Linked DNA regions of Homo sapiens: regions 2, 3 and 4 are each linked to region 1. A link is a contact called in ENCODE Hi-C or POLR2A ChIA-PET data. All regions are on one chromosome and are shown on one strand. Each heading gives the region's core, a stretch centred on a gene start or an enhancer-like site at or near the end of the contact. The rest is flanking DNA. Distances are from core to core; before and after follow the strand shown.

Evidence for each region. A loop is a pair of places that touch in the nucleus more often than their neighbours do. ChIA-PET counts read pairs that join two places held with the same protein, here RNA polymerase II (POLR2A). Pooled maps may share reads with other maps.
Region 2: a loop to region 1 is called in a map with no recorded cell type, with 6 times the contacts of the local background. The contact joins two enhancer-like sites. A Hi-C loop is called at or near these places in 2 of 37 single-sample maps with no recorded cell type and 2 of 50 pooled maps. POLR2A ChIA-PET finds 5 or more read pairs at or near these places in 2 of 52 experiments (activated CD4-positive, alpha-beta T cell and activated CD8-positive, alpha-beta memory T cell).
Region 3: a pooled map shows a loop between it and region 1 (4-fold over the local background). The contact joins two enhancer-like sites. A Hi-C loop is called at or near these places in 2 of 50 pooled maps. POLR2A ChIA-PET finds 5 or more read pairs at or near these places in 3 of 52 experiments (HepG2, OCI-LY7 and activated CD4-positive, alpha-beta T cell).
Region 4: a pooled map shows a loop between it and region 1 (6-fold over the local background). The contact joins two enhancer-like sites. A Hi-C loop is called at or near these places in 6 of 50 pooled maps. POLR2A ChIA-PET finds 5 or more read pairs at or near these places in 2 of 52 experiments (activated CD4-positive, alpha-beta memory T cell and activated T-cell).

What each region holds. Positions count from the first base shown.
Region 1 is chr16:78,740,908-78,744,124 of GRCh38, forward strand. The region is part of intron 8 of WWOX (WW domain containing oxidoreductase); the gene reads left to right. Among named protein-coding and RNA genes, the nearest start is that of WWOX-AS2, 240 kb to the left of the region's middle. RefSeq lists an enhancer at 1,859-2,118. Within about 2 kb of position 1,729, at least 12 of the 41 ENCODE cell types and tissues checked have a DNase peak (open chromatin) inside an H3K27ac peak, as active enhancers do.
Region 2 is chr16:78,986,227-78,989,443 of GRCh38, forward strand. The region is part of intron 8 of WWOX (WW domain containing oxidoreductase); the gene reads left to right. Among named protein-coding and RNA genes, the nearest start is that of WWOX-AS2, 490 kb to the left of the region's middle. Within about 2 kb of position 1,610, at least 2 of the 41 ENCODE cell types and tissues checked have a DNase peak (open chromatin) inside an H3K27ac peak, as active enhancers do.
Region 3 is chr16:78,503,265-78,506,481 of GRCh38, forward strand. All of the region lies in intron 8 of WWOX (WW domain containing oxidoreductase), which reads left to right. Among named protein-coding and RNA genes, the nearest start is that of WWOX-AS2, 4.8 kb to the left of the region's middle. Within about 2 kb of position 1,475, at least 17 of the 41 ENCODE cell types and tissues checked have a DNase peak (open chromatin) inside an H3K27ac peak, as active enhancers do.
Region 4 is chr16:78,893,290-78,896,506 of GRCh38, forward strand. All of the region lies in intron 8 of WWOX (WW domain containing oxidoreductase), which reads left to right. Among named protein-coding and RNA genes, the nearest start is that of WWOX-AS2, 390 kb to the left of the region's middle. Within about 2 kb of position 1,727, at least 4 of the 41 ENCODE cell types and tissues checked have a DNase peak (open chromatin) inside an H3K27ac peak, as active enhancers do.

The sequences.
Region 1 (3,217 bases), core at 479-2,978:
CACAGAAAAAATAAGAGTTTATTTTTTCACTATGTCACATTGTTGGAGAACTGTGCAAATACAAGCCCTTCTCTTACAGGCCATGGGTCTCCTAAGTGGGATACACCACGATGATCCACTGGGGCAGTGGCCAGCAAAGTCCCTGTCCAGCCAGCCACTCGTTTTTATCAATAAATTTTTACTGAAACACAGTCATGCCTGTTAGGTTAGGAACTGCCTAGCGCCACTTCACACTGCAGTAGGAGAGTGAGTAGTTGTGACAGAGACCATTTATCCCACAAAGCCTAGAATCTTTATTATAATCCTGTAACAGAAAGCATTTACTGACTCCTTAGCATTGCCATGTTTAGCAAATAAAATTGCAGGATGCTGGTCAGGCGCGGTGGCTCACGCCTGTAATCCCAGCATTTTGGGAGGCCAAGGTGGGCAGATTACTTGAGGTCAGGAGATCGAGATCAGCCGGGCCAACCTGGTGAGATCCCATCTCTACTAATAATACAAAAAATAGCTGGCGTGGTGGCGCATGTCTGTAATTACAGTTACTCGGGAGGCTGAGGCAGGAGAATCACTTGAACCTGGGAGGCAGAGGTTGAAGTGACCCAAGATCACCACTGCACCCCAGCCTGGGCGACAGAGTGAGACTGTGTCTCAAAAACAAAATATCTGGCTGGGCACAGTGGCTCATGCCTGTAATCCCAGCACTTTGGGAGGCTGAGGTGGGTGGATCACTTGAGGTCAGGAGTTCAAGACCAGGCTGGCCAACATGGCAAAACCCTGTCTATACTAAAAATACAGAAATCAGTGGGGCATGGGGCGGGTGCTCTGTAGTCTCAGCTACTCAGGAGGCTGAGGCAGGAGAATTGCTTGAATCCAGGAGACGGAGGTTGCAGTGAGTTGAGACTGTGCCACTACACTCCAGCCTGGGCGGCAGAGTGAGACGCTGTCTCAAATAAATACATACATACAACATAAAGTAAGATGTTAAAGTAAATTTTAATTTTAGATAAACAATGGATAATTTTTTAGCAAAAGGATGTTCCACATTTAACTGGACATTATCTCTGTCTCTCTCCCTCCTTACCTGCCTCCTATCCTCTCTTCCCACCCCCTACGATGTCTATGTATAGTTTCAACCTGGCAACCCTGTGACCTCAGCACTAGGATATGGATAGAAAACATAGTAGCCCCTATTTACCTTTATCTTTTATCTCAACCCATTTAAATGTCTTTTCCTTGCAATGTTTTGTAATATTACATGTAGATTGTACATCGTTTGTCGATAAATCAGTGTACAAATACTAGGGGTGAGTGTGCTCAAAACTTATTTTTACTGATAATAGTCCATGATCAAGGCAGTTTGGAGACCACTCAGGACAGGGAAAACGCAGACTCATGTGACCCATCAGGGCTTCAGGGTGTCCTCTGGTGAAGGGCAGCAGCAGGACAGAGCCCCACTTCTAGCTCTGGCTCAGGTTAAGTGTTTCAGCGCCCTGGCTTCTGTGTCTTCATGTGCAAATGGAGATAATAGTCAGCACCTATGCAGGTTACTGTGAAAACAGGTTGGAAGTATTTATCTACAGCGTGGACCAGAGCCTCTGGTATGTACTAGGTGCCCTAGAAATGTTCTTTCCTCTGACTCAAATGACAAATCAGTTTCTAGGGAAAGGAACGCACAGCGATCCCCAGCGCATCACGAGAAATCTCTCTCCAGCTTTGCCCTGGCTGCGCTGGTGACTCACTCGGGGCTAAAACTGTTTATGTCTGCGGAGTCAGAGCGTTCTGCCCTGCGGTTTCAGTTCACATGGGGTTGGGCGACACAGTTTTGTTTTCACTTTGGTTTATCGTGTGAGTTTCCATCCATCAACTCTTTTGTATCTGATGTTCTTGGGAAACTTTGCGGGAATTCACTTGAAATTGTCCAGTGAACAGCCATTGCGAGTCTCATGGTCAGAGCCGGGGGCTTCCCAGTGTAGGGTCTGGTCAAGGAAAGGGCCACTTCCTGGGCCTCCCAAAAAGAGGAAGGAGAAGGCCCTGGCTTGTGGAAGAGTAAGAGGGGCCTCGTTAATGTCTCCCAAGCACAGTACCCCAACTCCCCACATACAGTCCCAACCCTTACTGCAGCCGGGAGGTTAGGTGTCTGCCGTGCTCATGAACAGGAAGTGAACCCGATCAGCCCCCGAAGGAAACATCCGTCTCTCTCCTTGGAGGAGACACTTGAGTGTCTTTCTCTGTGTGCTGCAGCCGTTATTGATATCAGTTCCCAGGCAAGGTTCATGCTGGCAGAGGAGGCCACTCTTTCTGCACTGGAGAGCAAAAGCCATCTTATCTCTCTGAGTGCAAGGTGACAGTGAGGAGATTGGCCCTGTGTATCCCTCAGAGACCAGTATTCCCTCATTTGCCAATCTAGAAAGAAGACTGTGTTTGCTGTCATTTGTTTCTTAACTCATTGATTCTCAAACAGAATCTTCCCAGGGATCTGCTTCATGCTGTATTTTGTACTGTGTCCTGAGATGATGAGGATTCGGTGTCTACCCTCAAGAAGCATCATTTAGAGAAGAAATTAGAAAAGTAAGTGAGGCAGGAGAACAGGATCTGGAGGCAGGGAATCTAAGGCTGATTCACGTTGACTTTGTATAATTAAATCAAAAGGAAAACACCAACTTTCCACAACTAAGTTATAAAAGGACCAGAGGCTACTCCCTCTGCAACCCCTCCCCACTTTTCTGAGTTGCAGATGGAAAATTGAAAGTACCCCTGATTGGTTGCTTTCCACGACCATTCAGCCGTTTGCATAGGAGCTGTAACTTTGTAACTTCGCTTCACCCTCTGATTGGTTGCTTTTCACAACCTATCAGACATTTGCATAGGAGTGTAACTTCTTTCCACAACCAATCTGACTGATTGTGGGCCATTACTTCATTTCCATGAGGTGTACACCAAGTGGCCAATGGGAGACCTCTATAGGGTATTTAAACCCCAGAAAATTCTTTAACCAGGCTCTTGAGCCTCTATGCTTGGGCTGCTCCCACCGTTTGGAGTGTACTTTCCTTTTCAGTAAATCTCTACTTTTGTTGTTTCATTCTTTCCTTGCTTTGTTTATGCGTTTTGTCCAATTCTTTATTCAAAACGCCAAGAACCTGGACGCCCTCCTCCAGTAACATAATGAATGTCTGGATGTGGTATGAAGAGTATTGGGGTACACCACAGCAGCGTGTGC
Region 2 (3,217 bases), core at 360-2,859, 250 kb after region 1:
GGATGATAGAAAAACTTATTGAAAATAGTTAATCAGTTTTACAAAGATGCCATAGGTAGAGGTGCTTCCAGACCTATAGTTTTGAAAGTCACCTAGAGGATACCAGTCTGACTCAGAGCTTTATGAAGGCATATTCCTAATATCCTCCCTGTGCTCCACGAAGAACAATTGGTTTGGACATGAACTGGTTTCCATTTTTAGACTCCAGGCCCACAGTATTCTAAGTAGGTTGGGGCTGTGCTGATTGTACCACTCTTTGGATTTTAGTGGATTTTCTTTTTAGGATTTCATGTAAGTAACCTGTGCAGAGAGTGAGGATAAATAAGAACAAGAATGACAAACCGATAGGCTACTTGACATCATTCCTTAATTCCAGGTCACTGGCGGACATCACTCATTCATCAGTACTCTGTTTTTCTCCCAAGAATGGATCTGACTCTTGAATTCTCTTTAATAGAGTGTTCTGGGAGGCTGTTACCAATTGACCAGGGTTGATGCACATGTTGAAACATCTTTGCCATTTCTTGATAGCTTCAGAAGAGATTTTAAAGTACTATTATTTTGATGTTGTTAGCTTTCAAAGATTAATTCCACAGAGATTTTTGGGCATCTTTTTGATAATACACATTATGCTTGACTTGGGAGTTTCAGGATGCGCAAGAGACTCCTTTTGACTGCAAGGACTCAGTAAAACAAAGTATTTCAAGGTCATGCTACAAAAAGTCCCACCAAGAGCATGGTCAGGAGGTACAGTGCACTTACCCACACGGAGCAGAGAGGGATCAGAGGAGGCTGGCTGGGGAAATGATCCTAGGGCTTTCTTAAAGGACACAGCGCCATGGTTATTTAAGTACAGCTTTTAAGGAGAACTAACTTGCCACTTTGATAGCAGTATAGGACTCCAATATTTCTCATTTGTAATTTTCAGAAGCACACGGGAGGTCTTTGAAATTTAATGTCTCCCTGCATCACAAACCAAAAGACGAGTCAGTTTATAAGTAGGCTGTGCTTATTAACTCAGTCCTGGCTTTATTGATTGCTTTAGGTTCCATGATCTTTGGCATGTGAGTGGTTTTGCTTTGTTTTGACAATGATCTTTTTGTACCTTGTATCGGGTAGGTTGGAATGTGTTTGAAAATTTAAGAATATTTTCCTAGCAAAGGCAGGATTTTTCAAGTTTGTTCATGCTGGAGCTCCTGCCACGTATTTTGTCCTTTTTTCTTTTTTCTAGCAACTCTCGAGAGGATGAGACAAATGGATTGTGAAACTGGAAGGAGGGTTTCTCATTTTTTAATCCATTGTTTTAGTGAGAGTTTAAAGCTTTCCTATAAAATATGTGGGTTGAGAAAAATTGGAAAAGACCTCTTCAAGGACTTTCCTCTATGCTCCCTCATGTTTCAAGTGGCTTTTTTGCATGATGGTGCATATGTCTTTGTTTCTGTACAGGGCCCTCCATGTTCAGAGGCAGAGTAACGTGAATTCATTTCGCGCTAATGAGAGTTGCGATATGTCGGCCCAAACTCTCTGTGTCCTTTTCTTCTTGGGCTGATGAACTTGTCAACTTTTAAAAAATGTGCTCTCCAAAAATTTCCAGCAGGACTTTCCCACCTTGCTGTTTAAACAGTGAATCAGCCCTGTGGGCTTTGCTGCTTACAACATGATTCCGGTGAAACCACAGGTCTCGTCATGTCCCTTCTGTATCCATGGTAGTCCCAGTGGGAAAGAGGTAACAAACCCAAATTGAGTAATTTCAAGAAATTTTAATAACAAAGGGGCTATTTTATAAAGGGGGGGTGGTCAAGGTGTAGGGAAACATAAAAGAGAGCGAATTTCTGGTCTGGTGCTGTGGGTCACGCCTGTAATACCAGCAGTTTGGGAGGCCGAGGCTGGTGGATCACCTGAGGTCAGGAGTTTGAGACCAGTCTGGCCAACATGGTGAAACCCCGTCTCTACTAAAAATACAAAAACTTAGCTGGGCATGGTGACAGGCATCTGTAATCTCAGCTCCTCGGGAGGCTGAGGCTGGAGAATCACTTGAACCCGGGAGGCAGAGGTTGCAGTGAGCCAAGATCACGCTATTGCACTCCAGCCCAGGCAACAAGAGCAAAACTCTGTCTCAAAAAAAATAAAAAAAAAAAAAAAAGAAAGAAAATTAATTTCTCAGAGGTAGTAATAGGGGTGGCTGTCACCATCCTTGGCCAAGGAGAGGGAGCAGATACTGGAGACAGTTGAAGGTGCCAGGATGGAGAAGACTCCTTGGAAGGAGCTGTAACCTTTGGTTGAGGAATTCAGCCTACCACTGGTAATACTCCCTCTCCCCAGGAGAGGTCCCAGCGGAATAAACATCCCCGCCCCTTCAACTCTTTGCCATTGTTCAAGCCCTGCTAGAAACCAGATGGCAAAAGGAAGTTACTGATGTGTTCATATTGGTCAACTTTTTCAGGCACGAAGACCAGTACAGAAGGATGGAAAGTGCATTTGGGTAGGGAAATGGGAGATTCCTGCATAGCTGTCAAGTTAGTTTCTTCCCAGAGAGAAAGACCGGTGGCTGTAGTCTGTGCCCCACTCCCAGCCTGTCCTTTCTCAGCCGTGGCTTGTGTGCATCCCTGGGGCCAGCATGTTGCTGCGAGCCCCAATCGATCAGTGGAGAAACGAGCTCTGGTGGGCAGTCAGGCAAAGCAGATACACGTGCTTCTTTTCAGCTTTGTTGGAAGGTTTCATTTTGCTTCAGGAACTAGGCAGGAGAATTCCTGAGTTCCTGTACAACCTGAGTTCTCTGTTAAAACAAGGAGGAAGTAATCATCCTGAGTTCGATGATTCAGAGTAAGCCATTTAACTTGTAGAGCTTTGGGACTAACAATGATCCCTTTTTGGAGTCCTTAATTACTAAAATTATCAGCATATTTAGAGTTCTGAAGATGCTGAACCCTTATTGTATCTCCCCAGGGTTAGTGAGTAATTGGGAATAGTGTTCCATCTTGGATGCCCCCATCCACTAACCATCTTTCCTCTTCGGGTGGTTCTAAGAATTCTAATTCAATTAGAAGGCCTTCTTTTTAGTTTGATTAGTTCAATATCAAGAGCTAAATACATTAGCTTATATATATGTCTGATGAACTCATCTTTGCTTCCTTGGATCCCCAAGATAGAATGGCCCTGATGCAGTCAAACCACCCTGCAGAATCTTAACAGCACCACAAATATTGCATCCAGGCAT
Region 3 (3,217 bases), core at 225-2,724, 240 kb before region 1:
ATCTGCTCTCATTTCATTTTCACTGAACTGAAAATAAGGTAACAGACCCTCAGGTCTACCTATAAGTACCTTCCAACTGTTCCACTTTTGTAAATTTAGTTCAGATAATACATATGCTGAAATTCCTATATCCCCCCCATACTCCAGATCTTCAGTGTGGAATTTAAATATAATTCCTTATTGTAAAAAAAAAAAATTTTTTTTTGATCAAGGTGATTTTGATAAACTAAATGCATCTTTAATTTTACTCACAGCAAAGCGATTCTTTATTTTCTCTCTAAAAGCATAATTGATGTGCCATGATCTTTGTCTTTGCATTTTTAAAACTGAAAGAACATTTCCACACCATTAGAAATAAGATTTCTTCTTAAAAATATTCACAAGGTGCAAACACTTACATGTGTATATGCATGATTTCACCACCAGGGGGCATTGTGGTTTGACTGTCCAGTTAAAGAGCCTGTGTTCTATCAGTTTACCCAGAAACTAGAAGGCCTGCGAGTATTTCTGATTCCTTCCAAGAAGGATTCATATCTGGAAGAGAACAGATGTCGACTCTTTTTCCTCTCTAGCAAACAGTAGTGTTGTCAAATTTGCTAAACTTAGCCAGTTGAAGATTAACATGCAATATATAATATGCATGCGACTAAGTGTACAATAAATAGTAAATCACATTTTTATGCTTTCTCTGAACTTGGAAGCTGCAAGTTATGTTTTTTTTATTCCCTGGGTGTGATGAAATAAATAACATTCAAATACATCTTAAAGATGTCAGTCAGGGGGAAAAAAGTGCTTGGCAACTGTGTTTGATAGATTTCTTTTATGATTAATTCTCCTATTAAGTTTTAATGACTTCAAAGATACAAAGCTAGAAACTACAAAACTAGGCATGGTTAATAAATAACTGAAATACCAGGTGTATAGAAATGCATCTGTGGAAAAATGAAATCATGTATTCTCTAGGATATATTAGGAAATGGCTCTTTGGCAAGTCTAGAGGGTAAAGTATCCCTGAAGGGGGAAAAGGTTTAAAAACAGTAAACTAAAGAAGATTGTTTTTCTGAAAGAAATTCCCAGGAGAAAGGTACTTTCTGAGATTCACATATGTAGATTACATTGTTATGAACCAACATTTATAAGCAAGCTTGATCTCTCAGAATGCGTTTGTCTATCTCAGATTTTCAAGAATCCTCATACAAATTGTCCAGGGTTTCCACCTCGCAGTTTTCTTCCAGGGTTGCTATGGCATGGAAAGTACATTGCTATTTTGTTATGTAAATGCTCAACAGACTGGCTCATTCCAGAAGTGGGCGTCGTGATGCCAGTGTCTTCGTAATACTATCTTTCTTTCCCCTTTAGCACCCAGAACTTATGAAATATGACTCGGTTTATCCTGAACACATCTCTGTGCATCGGGGAGGATGGGAGAATTAATTCCAGTTTCTCAATTGCAAAAGTGAGGCTGGTCATGGGGCTTGGAACCACGCCACGGACGCATGAAGCCTCCCCGTTTACATGCCAAATCCAGAGCTTATGCATCCGTGCTCAGGGCTCTCTGTGGTAGGCAACAGCTGGATTATTTACTTTCTAGAATATCTCGAGTTCTTAATCTGAGCAGTTTCGAAACCAAACCCACATTAATTAATATAAATAATGACTGGGAAACGTTGCAGGACTCCCCGGAAAAGAATGTATAAATTGATGTGTTTTTGTATATGCTTATGTATATGCCTTTGTGCACGAAAGGAGATAAATGGTGTATTTCACACAGTTCCTTCTCCTCCTCTAAGGGATATTATTGTTCCTGAATTTTTCTGAGCCGCCGAAGCACAATAGGGTTTAGAGCGTTCACACCAGGCAGCCCCCACTCTTCAGAACTTCAAATCTAAAGATCTTTTAAATACACAGAACTTACTTTTGAAAGCTGTGGCCCATCCCAAATGAATTCTAATCGTCAGCCTCTAGAATGCCTGGAGTGAGAAAACAGAATATTGTTCTTTTCTGTTTATATTATTTCATACTGAGTTAATACACTTGCCAAGACTCCGAGGCAGCTTCTGGCTTGACAATGCCTTCTTTAACTAGCCTAGTTTCTAGAATAAAGTTCGGGTCCACCAGGCCCTCTGAGTGGGGCTCAGGACACTCTGAGATGGAAGAGACTGGAGAAAGCCAATCTGTTTCTCCCTGAAAATCATCTTACTTTTTTAACGCTTCGTACCTAGATTTGGCCTGGGCAGCCCAGGGAGACTGTTCAAGCACTGGATACCTAGACTCTGCTGGGCTCTAGAGAAGTGCTGGGCTACAGCGCCCAGTGCCCTACCTCTTGGGGCCAGCCAGCCTCACCAAAAAATCACGCTTCTGGCTTGCTCCAAACTCAGGAAGTTGCTGGGAAGTCTGGCTAGCAACACCCTCATTCCCAGTCCTGGCCATGCCTCTCTGCTCTCCCTAGCACAGGGAGCATGCAGGCTTAAGGCTGGAAGAAACCCCAAGCATTTGGCCAGGAAGAGGCAACTAGTTCCAGCTGGCCCACATACTACACTTTAAAAATTACCCAGATGATCTGATTCTGTAGAGAGAGTGGGTGGAGAGGACTCCAGGGCCATGGAGGAAGATTCGGCCTTTCTCTCCCTAATCATGAGCAATGTGATTTGGAGAGAGAAGGACCCGGTTGGCTCTGCAAACCGCATTTCCTTGGCTGAACGCCAGAGGAGAGAAATGATCCGGCAAGAAGACACACCATTCCCCGTCAGCCCCTTCCCGACCCTTGCACCCCTGGATCTTCTGCTGAGTATCGGATTGGTCTGCGTCCAAGAGCTCCTCGCTTGGCCAGCAGGGGCTGCCTGGAGAAGGGGAGGACAGGCTTCGAGTTTTTTGGGTAGTGACTTCTGTGGACGTGAAAAGACTGCACCAGAAATCGGAGGCAGCCCTCCAAACATAACTTGGCCTCTTCGTTCTCCCTGTGGACACACAGGCTGTGTTCTCCTGGCCAAGAGTCCAAGCGTGTTTTTGGCGCGTGCTGACACTCTATATCGCTTTTGCTTCGGAAACGAATCTGGTCAGTGACTTAGCCACTCTATAAAAATGAAGAGCAGAGCTCGAGTGCTTATAACACGTCATTTTTACCCAAGACAGAGAAGAAAAACGAAAGAGAGCCTGAGCATTCCTTTGACTCCCTCCACCCCCGGAAGGTATATTCAGAGTCTCCAAGACTGCCTCC
Region 4 (3,217 bases), core at 477-2,976, 150 kb after region 1:
GTAAGCACAGAGTCAGGCCTCGAAAAATACCAGTCCTTTCGCCTGTCCCCTCTCACATGGTTTGAATCCAAGAGGCTGTCATACCAGGCTCCCCCATTCAGTATATTTTCTTTATGTTTAAATAGTTTGGATTGACTTCTCTTTTCTTTTATTTTTCTGTTGCTACTTAGGAAACCATCTCCAGGCTAGAACAAGTGCCTGAAATAGAGAAGGGTGAGGTCACTGCCTAAGACACTTCCTCCTCCACCCACTCCTCTCTCAGACTCAGCTCCTTCCACTTCTGCCCACATGGCTGCCATTTTAATTTTTGCTTAAATGTTGCAGCCAATATTTCATGTATTGTTGTTTTCTTCCTTGCCTGGGAGACTCTTTTGTCTGAGGTTCCCTGGTATTTTCCAGGGGCCCTTCTAGCACTTCTGTGAACTCATTAGCTTCCCCTTGTTCCAGAAAATGTCTGTCATACATTACGTGCCTTTCTCTGTCTTTCCCTGCCCCTCTCACCTTCATCGATCACACTTTTGCTTCACAGAGGTAAGAGGAAATCACACTCACACAGTATCTTTTGTTTTCTAGCAAGCTAGAACACAAGATTTTCTAGATGCATCTTTTGAGTTGATATGCAATATTTTCCTTGACAGATTTGTTACCAGCTGAGCAGATATTGTGTCTGTGATGTATTTGAGTACCAGGTATCCCTGATTACCATAGAGTAATGTCTTTTATTGAGGCTTTTATTATTATTATTATTATTATTATTATTATATTTTGAGACAGGGTCTTGCTTTCTTGCCCAGGAAGGAGTGCAATAGTGTAGTCATGGCTCACTGCAGCCTTGACCTCCTGGGCTCAAGCAATCCTCCCACCTCAGCCTCCTGAATAGCTGGAGCTACAGGCAAGTGTACTGTGGCAATTGTTAATGTTCACTTTTATTTCCATAGTTAGCCTTGATCGTTTAGTTTTAAAGAGTTATACAACACATACACACACATCTAATTGTTGTGTTATTGGGTTAATGGGAATATTTTAGACTCAAGCCTGGTTCTTTGCTTCTCTCCAGCACAGCAAAGGATACACCTCCAAGTATAATATTGAACTTCAAAGTTAGTAATGTTCAGTGATGCTTAAGCATGTAGATCATAAAGTCCTAGACTATTTTTTGTCTAAATTATTGTTTGTAGTCAGCCTCTCTACTGGTTGGAAACACAGGCTTGAGTTTGGCTTTCTGCTCTACCTAGTTCATTGCTGCAGCTGTAATCCAGCCTGATTCTAATTTTCAACTGGAGATGGTTGTCTTCTTTTTTATTCCATGAAACAAATTGATTAATGTGTCGAGGGAGCAAGGTGGTACTTATACCTACCCAGCCTGCTTGTGTGTGTCTCAAGGTGGAGAGAGGCTGTGGAAACAATAGAGAGAATAGCATGGAAGGCCACGTTGCAATTAAACAAGATTGGGAAAGAAGACGGGACTAAAATCATGCCTTGAAGATGTTTATCATATGAAGTTGACCTTGAGACCCCAAGACCGGCTTCAGTTTTCCACAATGCGGCTATTATGAGAAAAACAGTGACTAACTGAGCACTGTGCATAACTCAGTTCTCGGAATTTTCAATCAGAAATTATCTGATGACGGGACTAATTCTTATTACGATAGTTCCAATGGATCCACCCAGGATCCACCTCCACAACTAGGTGTACAGAAGCTGGAGATCCCATCATGCCGCCGGGCACCGGTTTACGAGAACTCTATGTCTTATCTTGGTAGTACGATTAGGAAAACAAACACAATGGTTTCTGCCTTCAATGTTTCCATGGTGAGGGCAGTTATTAGGCATATGCTAAAGTGTAATATCCGCTTTTTCAAACCACATTTCAAAGTTGATAGCATCAACGGCTTTAAAATCACTTTTAAAGAATCTGGGCTTACCCAGTTAACAGAAATAGAACCTGCCTGTTTATCAGTGGGTTTGCCTCACTTTTCTGTGGGTTTCTTTTCTTTTCTTAATTATGCATTAAGAAAATAACTTAAGTTTCTGTGCATACAACATCTTCCTTTCTCATTCCCAGTACCCTAGAAACACAGCCGTTCACTGAAGAGGATTTGAGTGTTGTCTCCTCTGTGGGGTCAAAACATCATGCTTCTTTCTGTTCTGCCCCATGGCAGTGGTGACGATGGCCTAGCTTCCATCCCGTAGCTTCTTGTGTTTTTCTATTCCACCAGTCTATCAACCCTGTATTTGTTGTCAAATTTACACTGTCCACAGGCAAAGATCTATTCTCCTTTAGAATTTAATAGGAGGGTTTGGAAATGATGCCATGGAAACCCTGAGCAGCTTGGCAATGCTGACCCCAAATGAGAAATAACTATCATTGGTGTTTTCCTTCTACTACTATTATCTTGCCCATTGATCTTCAAAAAGTTCATTGGTCAAATTGATTGAGGAACGCAAGACTTAAATGTAATATGGCTCTGGCAAATTCTGAGATGCTAACAAAAACAAGTTTTCTTAAGAACAATGTCAACTGACTCACAGTATCCGACTATATAAAGTCGAGTGCTCTCATGCCAGGAAGCTGATACAGTTCATGAAACCTCAGTCATTCTTTCGTATTACTCCTGTCTTCTCTTTGGAAAACAATCTCATGAATTTGGTCTTGACGCTGACTTAACATCCCAGGAAACAGATACTCAATTCCACTGTCTTTTTTGAGAAATGAACAGTTCTCAAACTTTGTTTAAATTTCCTTTTCACAGATGAGTAATAACCAAAGATATTTCTGAAAGGGCTCTGAAAACATGCAGGCAATTGATCTTTAAAAATAAGATAGAAATAGTAGGTTTTATAAAAGAAGGAAATAGAAATACTTCAGAAGAAATAAAGTGTGCTGAATCATGTTTTAAACATAATTATATCCGGAATGCACTTACCCATTTGAAAAAAAAAAAAAGTCACCAAGTTGTTTCCAATTGTTTTTGTAAATTTGCTTAGTCATTTTCAGAGACAAAAATTTGGGAAAAGGATTGTAGAATGACTGGCTTCCCAAAACCACTTGGTGTTTACAAAGTTATCAAAAACGGGCTGGGACCACTGATGGTAATAACAAAACCTGGGGCCCTGAATCGTGTATTCTACATCCGTTAGCACACTGAAGCCACACCGCAAACTTGTGAGGCCAGCGTTGCTTCCCCTACCCCTTCCGTCAAAAACCGTCTGAGGC